3 separate regions of the Mus musculus genome follow, and regions 1 and 3 are each linked to region 2. A link is a loop called in an ENCODE intact Hi-C map of the cell type or tissue named here. Cell type or tissue: heart. All regions are shown on one strand.

Region 1 (2,500 bases), 79 kb before region 2:
ACCTTTAGTTATCTATCTGGCCAGGTGGAGAGACAAGGAGTGAAGGGTCACAGCGATCCAGGAGTTGGCGCACCCGAGACACAGGAGACTGGGCAGCACCGCTAGGATTCTGGGGCGATCGCAACATTCGAGGTACCAGAGTAGCAAGGAGAAAAAGGTGTGCCTGCAACTTCTACAAACTCTGGTTGGTGCAAACGTACTTTAATTAGGATTCTGGTGGGAGGTGAGAAGGGTAGAGAGGCAGCCTTGTCCGCCTTTCCAATAGCGCTTTGGCTACAGATTTTTCAACCTGGGGGTCTAACTTCACAGGAGTCGAATATGACCATTGGAAAACACAGATACTTGCATTACATTTCATAACAGTAGCAAAATTACAGTTACGGAGTAGTAACGAAAATAATTTTATGGTTGAGGGTCACAAACCTGAGGAACTGTATTAAAGGGTCGCAGCATTAGGAAGGCTGAGAACCACTGGTCTAGAGATTAGGAGGGATAGAGGGAGAAGGGGTTTGCAGCCGAGTGAGCCATATCCACCCGGTTCCCGCCTCCCCTAGGAAGCTGCCCCGCGGCGCCGGACTAGGCAATTAGAGAACCTTCCCCATTCCCGCTGCACTCACCGCTGGGACTGTGCATAGTGGCACCGGCCGAGCAGATTAAGCTTGCAAAGGTGCAGGCTGTCGCAGGGTCTCTGGCAGTACTTGCGACGGCAGACGCGGGCTCGAGTAGTAGCCACCACCGACCGAGTGATCCCGGCCTGGTCTCCAGTCTCCAATAGCACAAAGCGATCGGGCCCTGCTGCCTTCAGCAGCTCGTAGAGTTGCGCTTCGGGGAGGCTGATCTCACCCAGCAGTTCCTCCAGGGTCATGCGGCCCCCGTGAGCGCACAGGATCTTGGTGATGAAACAGAATACCTCGGGATCCGTCATGGCGCGCTATGGCTGCCGCTGCTCCGGCCGCTGCGCGGGACTCGGCTTCACGGAGAATCGAAACTTACGCGCGGTCCCAGGGGCGGACGCGGGCGGTGCCGCTCGCAGAGCAGAGCGGTTTCGCTTTCCAACTCCGGCGGTGGTGTCGCGAGGCCCGACCTCGACGACGAGGTCCTGGGGTCAGATTTAAAGTCAGCCGCGCGGGAGAGCGAATGGGAAGCGAGCGACGTTAGGCGGGCAGGTCCGCCGCGGCGCGGTACCCTCGGTTCCAGGCTAGACGTGAGGTCCCCCGAGCTCGGGACTGCAAGGCTGCTACCAGGAAGAGAGGAAGTAAGGACGTTCGTGAGGCTCGGGTGGAGTTTTGATGAGCCTGAGGAGAGTGACGCATCCTGGGGGGCCCACTAGAGGCGTCCTCAAATCAGCCCCACCCAGCCCCGGAAAGAGCAGACCTGGTGAGCGCTTCCTGTAAGCGGGACTCTCCGCCGAGTGTCGTCAATGCTCGCCACCACCTTAGGACATGGATATTATCCGAACTCCGCACTTGGGGAAATAACTTGAAGGAACAGGTGGAGCTCGGATGACCGAGGTTCTCGAGAGTTTGTTTCCGGGCCTGATTCCGCGGCACCAGATCTAGGATTACGCACTTTCTACCCAGTGCCGAGCCCCTCTTAGAGGGCGGTGATTGTTACTCTCCCTGGTTTCTTACGTAGCCTTCTCCAGAGCTATTTGAAGACCCACTCTTTGATCCTTTCTGGCCTTGCTAACTTAAAATCTCCAATTTTGGTGCCTCAAACCAACTGCTTAGAATGTCTTCAGATTTCCCCCACCCCTCCCCCCTTGGCATGAAGATGATTTTTAAGGTAAACCCTTACCTTACCGTAGAGTTACTGTAGAGACAGAAGGAAATAATAACTAGATTTCCCTTTGAGGAAAGCAAAGGCTGATGAAATTAAAGAGCCATCCGTGTCCCCAGGGAGCTTTCCGGAAGATTCTGCTGCTCCAAACATTAGCATTAAAAAAAAACTCCGATTGTCCTTCCAGACTCCGTAGTGAAACACACTCACCACACACAAACCTTATACGCTCTTCGGCCTCCTCCCCTTGTTAAATTGTGACTTTAAAACTTCTTTTGCACAATTGTGTTTAGTTTGTCTCATCTGTATTCTCAGCTAATTTGCAGGCCAGTAAACACTAGACCCAAATTAGAAAAAGAAAGGGGCTTTCCTTTCAGCACTCAGAAATGAAATGAATGGAGCGCTCACCGATCAGATGGGAACCCTTTCTTTAAAATCTGCAGGCACGGTGCAGGAGAAGTGTGCACTGCGATGCTTTCAAACTTCACAAGAGGGAGGTGCGAGTGACCCCACCCACTCAGACAAACACACGCTAAAATAATATTAAAAGCTTGGCGTGGTGAAGGCATGCCGGTAATATCAGCACTTGTGAGACTGGGGCAAAGGGATTATTGGCCAGGAAGATAATTGAGCAGGTAAAGGCACCAGTTGCTAAAACACAGGACACTAATTTGACCCCCAGAATTTCCCCACATGCTGGGAGAGTTTACTCTAGCAAGTT
Region 2 (2,500 bases):
TTCCAAAAACTTTAATTGCCCATTTTAAGATGGCAGAAACAGAGTCTGTGGGCAGAAAGGTCACTTCAATCCAAAAATAGGAGACCCAAACAGAACCAGGAGCAGTGGAAGGAATGTTGGAGGTAAAATATAGTGTCAAGAAAATATTGCAGCATTGTAAGGAAGAAATTCATCATCTTCCTCTTTTTTTTTTCTTGTTGCTGCTGCCAGTTTTTTTTTTTTTTTTTTTTCCAGACAGGGTCTCACTATGTAGGTCTGGCTGTCTTAGAAGTCACTAAATAGACCAGGCTGGCCTTGAACTCATAGAGATCCGCCTGGCTCCAGAGTGCACCCACTTCCATTAAGAAGTGTTAGCTGGCCGGGCGTGGTGGCGCATGCCTTTAATCCCAGCACTCGGTAGGCAGAGGCCAGCCTGGTCTACAGAGTGAGTTCCAGGACAGCCAGGGCTACACAGAGTAACCCTGTCTCAAAAAACCAAAAAAAAAAAAAAAAAAAAAAAAAAAGAAGTGTTAGCTGACCTGCAGTTGTCTATGTGGACCATGTTGAAATGTAACAGCCTGTATCTTCCTGACACTAAAGGGATACATCTCTACACCTGGCTTAGAGCTAGCACAATCTTTTGGGTTGAACATTCCATCACCATTTGGTACACCTTTGGAAAGGAATAGAAGAGCAAATATTAAAAACGTCTGTGACGACTCTTTGACTCAGCTCTTCAACATCTAATATAGTTGATGCAATTAACAAGCTTGGGTTTCCTTGAGGATGCGGCAAGGGAGTCTTTCAATTCCCTTTCTATTGAATAGATGAAAAGGGCTAGTAATTCTCGTCCGTTAAAATCTGAATTCCAGTTCGTTTCCCACGATGCTCCAACGAAGCCTAAGCAACGCTCCTTCCCACTCAAAGATGAGCCGTGAATTTTCTTCCCCCGGGAGCATGTCCCCTAAAATAACACCAAAGGCTGCCAAGACGTTCAAGTCTTCAAGAACTGTTCCTTTGCCAGTTCAATTTCCCAACTGAGGCGCGTCACTGAACGTCTCACCGCCATGCGCAAAGCGGCTAGGAAGAGGTGTGGGAGGCAGCGGTGTGGGAGGCAGCGTAGCGCTTTCGGGAGGGGTCTGAGGAGAGTTTAGTTTTCGCCTTTCTACCCTGGACACCTCAGGTGACGGGACAACAGACCGGCGGGCCCGGCGCCGGGCCGCGAGCCCCTCACCCCTGCCCTGGGTCCGCCTGGAATCCTCAGCTGACAACCCTGTTCCCCAGCGCCGAGAGCCAGAGGCCAACGTCGGGCGGGACCCGGCGCCATGACTGTGTCGGTCCCAGGCACATCGCGACGCTCACCCTAAGGGATCGGCGAGCGTGCCTCGGTTTCCGGGCGAGAGGAGGAAATCACTCAGGGAACCCCAAACCCCTCCTTTGAAAGCAAAGCAGAGAGCGTCCCCGTTGCCACGGAGACAGGCCTGTCTGTGACGTCACTTCCGCCGAGCTGTCTGGCCTCCAGACTGTTGAGAGGAAAAGGGGAAAACTGAGCAACAGCCACGACTGTGGACGCGAGCGTCTCGAGTGTGCGCATGCGCCCGCTCAGCGGCCTGCTTCTATTTATGTGGGGGATCCAACATGGCGGCTGCGGCGACCCTGGCGATGGCGGTGGAGCCCATCAGAACGTAGTAGCGGGGACGGGGACCCGGTCCGCACTCACGGTGGCGTCCGCGGGGACAGCTGAGGGTGCTGGAGGGAAGAAAAGTGACGGAGAGCAGAAGGAGAGGCGGGCAGGCGCGCCGTGCGGCGTCGAGGCGAGAGCCGGCTCGAGCGAGCGCCGAGGGCCAGAACAGTGGGGATGGCGGAGCCGCGCAGAGTCGCGTTCATTAGCCTGTCACCGGTGAGGCGACGCGAGGCCGACTTCGCGGGCGCCGAGCGCGAGCCCCCCCGACTGGAGCCGCAGCCGTACCGCGAGCCGGCCCGGGCGGAGCCGGCCCCCCGCGCTGACGCGCAGCCCCCGGCGCGCGACAAGCCGCTCCCCCAGCGCGAGGTCAGCCGCGCCGAGCCGCCCATGGCGCTGCAGCGCGAGCCCCCGCGGCCCGAGCCGCCGCCGCCGCCGCTGCCCCTGCAGACTCCCCCTCCGCGGGAGTCGGCTTCCCGGGCGGAGCCGCCGCCGCGACCGCCGAAGGAGACGGTTCGCCTGGAGCTGGTGCTCAAGGACCCCACGGACGAAAGCTGCGTGGAGTTCAGCTACCCGGAGCTGCTGCTGTGCGGAGAACAACGGGTACAGAGGGTCCCTCCCTCCCGGCCGCCCCACAGCCCGGGCGCCTCCGGACCCGCCGCCTGCCCGGGCTGCTCTGCACTTCGCTCGCCCCGGGGGTGGGGTGGCGGGGGCCGGGCAGCTAGACGGGGCGGGAGCTGCGCGGCTCGGCCCTCCTGGGTGGCCGATGCTGCCCCCACCACACCGCGCCGAGCCGGTTTTCCTGTGCACCTTTCGAAACCTCAGCTTTTTCCTCCTTTT
Region 3 (2,500 bases), 52 kb before region 2:
AGATAGCCAGGGCTATACAGAGAAACCCTGTCTCGAAAAACAAAGCAAAAAAAAAAAAATATATATATATATATGTGTGTGTGTGTATGTGTGTATATATATATATGTATGTGTATATATATATGTATATATTGCAACTAAATTAACGCTGCTCTGGAGTAAATACTCCATTCTTGCTTTAATTGTACACACATTTTTATAGTTTCTAATTGTGTATAGGTGTGTTGAAGAACCAGCCTGCTTCCATCCTAGACTTTAAAAGCCCATTTATAGCTGGGTGTGGTGGCACATGCCTTTAACATGAGCACTTGGGAGGCAGAGTCAGGCAGATCTCTGTGGGTTCCAGCCAGCCTGATCTACAAAGAGAGTTCCAGGATAGCCAGAGCTGTTACACAGGGAAATCCTATCTTGAAAAATAAAACAAAAAGCAAAGCAAAGCAAAAACAAAACAAACAGAAGTCACCTTATAGTAAAAACAAACTAGGTTCATTCCTGCTTATGATTAAATTTTTGTTTCTCAGATTGAGCTATGCCTCGCCTATAGCCTTAACTACAAATGGTTCTGTACTGACCGTTCCAAGAATGCCAAATCATGACATTGTTTCTAAAAGTTGTTTAGAACCATCTTGCAACTCTACCTTTGTTTCAAAAGGTTTTATAACTACCTTGTTATGGCTATCTGTTGTTATGCCCACCTTGCAACCATGACTGTTTCAGGAGGTAGTTAGGACTAACTTGTTATTGTTATATTCTGCTCTTATAACACCTCTCCCTCCTATTTTCCCCATTTCACCCCCGCAACCCCCATGATCTATAAAAACCTTGTCTTCCTCACATCCAATGCTGATCTCTCCAAACTGGCCTTAGAGAGAAGCAGTCCGTGTACACGAATAAAAAAGCTTGCTTTAATTAATTTGGTCATGATGATTTGGGGTGGTGGTCTTTCTCCTCCCATCTTTGGGATTAACATTGTCTCGAGGAAATATTTTGGTATCACTTCTGCCTCCAAACTATCCTTTGCTTCAGCAGGTACCAGCAGAAACGAGCAGAAAACAGAGACAATGTACGAGACAAGCGGAGCTGTTGTCGTCCTCACCCCAGGCAAAACGGAAGTGGTCCTTGAAAATTACCTTCCCAAGAAACTTGCTTTTGAAATATACTTCCTAGTTGTAATAGTACTTCTAAATCGCCTTTTCTTAAACTGCTTTCCTAAGTAGAGACACAGCCCCATTTTCATCCTCAGCACAAACAACAAGGATTAACTCCCTTGAGAGAAGCACCTACTCTTCCAGCTGCGGAAACACACGGAACCAAGAAGCTTAGGACATTGGTTTTGGGACGAGCCCTTTCTCAGAAGGACCAGCCTCCCGGCGGCGTTGCCGTGGAAACGGAGCTCGCTGTGTGGATGTGGCAACTCGCCGAAGCACAGCCTTTGCAGACTATCTGCAGCGGGGGCTCACAGGACCGACGCCAAGATGGTTAGTGGCTCTGAATAGTAAGGGTGGGGGATTTTGAATAGGTTTGTACCTGGGTTTAGAGTTCTCAACGCACTGTTGGATAGAATCTAGGTGCGTCTCTAGAGGGCGATCCCTTTATCCCTCCAGTGTTTCCACCGGGAATAGGGAGGGATGCGAAGAAATCTATGTACCTCGATGCTCTCTTCCCTCCTGCTTCTTCATTTCCCGATACTAGACTGTGAACTGGAAAAAAGAATCTTGGAAGACCTAGGTAGTAGAAGCTGCGTGAGTGTTTGTTTGTCTCTTATGGATAAAGTTGTTGGAAGTAGCTATTCGGTTCCCCTTCAGTAGTAGGTAATGGTCCTTTTACTAAAATGCACAATAAAAAAAGAATCTGAATAGACTTCCTAGGGTCTGATGGTAAGGGTAGATCTGACTGAGAGCTGTTACCCTCAGTTTAAAAATGACTTTTGATAGAACAGTCTTTGCTATTTGTTTTACAGATGCTTTCAAGGGCCAAACCCGCTGTGGGCGGGGAGTCACCGCACACTGACAAAAGAAAGAAGAAAGGGAGGAAGATTCCAAAACTAGAGGATCTACTTTCGCAGAGAGATTTCACTGGCGCCATTACCCTATTGGAGGTAATGTCCAAAGAAGGTTTACTTCTCAGTCTGGTGGATGGTGGGTTGAATGCTGGTTACTATGCTATTGGGACGGGTGGGTACATTATGGGTAATCCAAACAAACATAGCCAGATGCATATTCCAGATTCCAAGTTAACTATAAACCTGATGAAATACAAAACATTTTGGACTGGAGAGATGGCTCGACATTTAAAAGTATCGGCTGCTTTTCCAGAGGACCTTAATTCCCAGTACTCACGTGCCTGCTCACAGCCATTAGTAACTAAATGTTAGGAGATTCAAGGCCTTCTGGCTTCCTTCAACAAAACATATGGTATGTAGACATACATGAAGACAAAACACTTGTACACATAAAATTATTAATTTTTAGTTCCACAAATGGTGAATACAGTATTACAT

The links. Hi-C counts contacts between places; a loop is a spot of excess contacts. Peaks named below come from ENCODE experiments on the same cell type or tissue, not always from the same donor. Only the 100,000 strongest peaks of a DNase experiment are listed, where the experiment ranks them.
Region 1: a loop joins it to region 2, with 8 times the contacts of the local background. A loop is called at or near these places in 7 of 42 quality-filtered maps.
Region 3: it touches region 2 in a loop (6-fold over the local background); 10 of 42 quality-filtered maps call a loop at or near these places.

Annotation. Positions count from the first base shown.
Region 1 is chr6:38,353,298-38,355,797 of GRCm38, forward strand. It overlaps Zc3hav1 (zinc finger CCCH type, antiviral 1), which reads right to left and starts at 1,306. Exons shown (of 13, transcript NM_001347122.1): 1 at 618-1,306. The coding sequence starts at 925. In heart, no CTCF peak of the experiment used is centred here; DNase peaks (open chromatin) are centred at 1,194 and 2,304; H3K4me3 peaks cover 2,486 bases; H3K27ac peaks cover 1,849 bases; H3K27me3 peaks cover 816 bases.
Region 2 is chr6:38,432,336-38,434,835 of GRCm38, forward strand. It overlaps Ubn2 (ubinuclein 2), which reads left to right and starts at 1,590. Exons shown (of 17, transcript NM_177185.4): 1 at 1,590-2,263. The coding sequence starts at 1,838. In heart, no CTCF peak of the experiment used is centred here; DNase peaks (open chromatin) are centred at 1,496, 1,966 and 2,286; H3K4me3 peaks cover 1,990 bases; H3K27ac peaks cover 1,808 bases.
Region 3 is chr6:38,380,116-38,382,615 of GRCm38, forward strand. Ttc26 (tetratricopeptide repeat domain 26) reads left to right here and starts at 1,409. Exons shown (of 18, transcript NM_153600.2): 1 at 1,409-1,478; 2 at 1,961-2,098. The coding sequence starts at 1,476. In heart, a CTCF peak has its summit at 1,562; a DNase peak (open chromatin) is centred at 1,386; H3K4me3 peaks cover 1,830 bases; H3K27ac peaks cover 1,252 bases.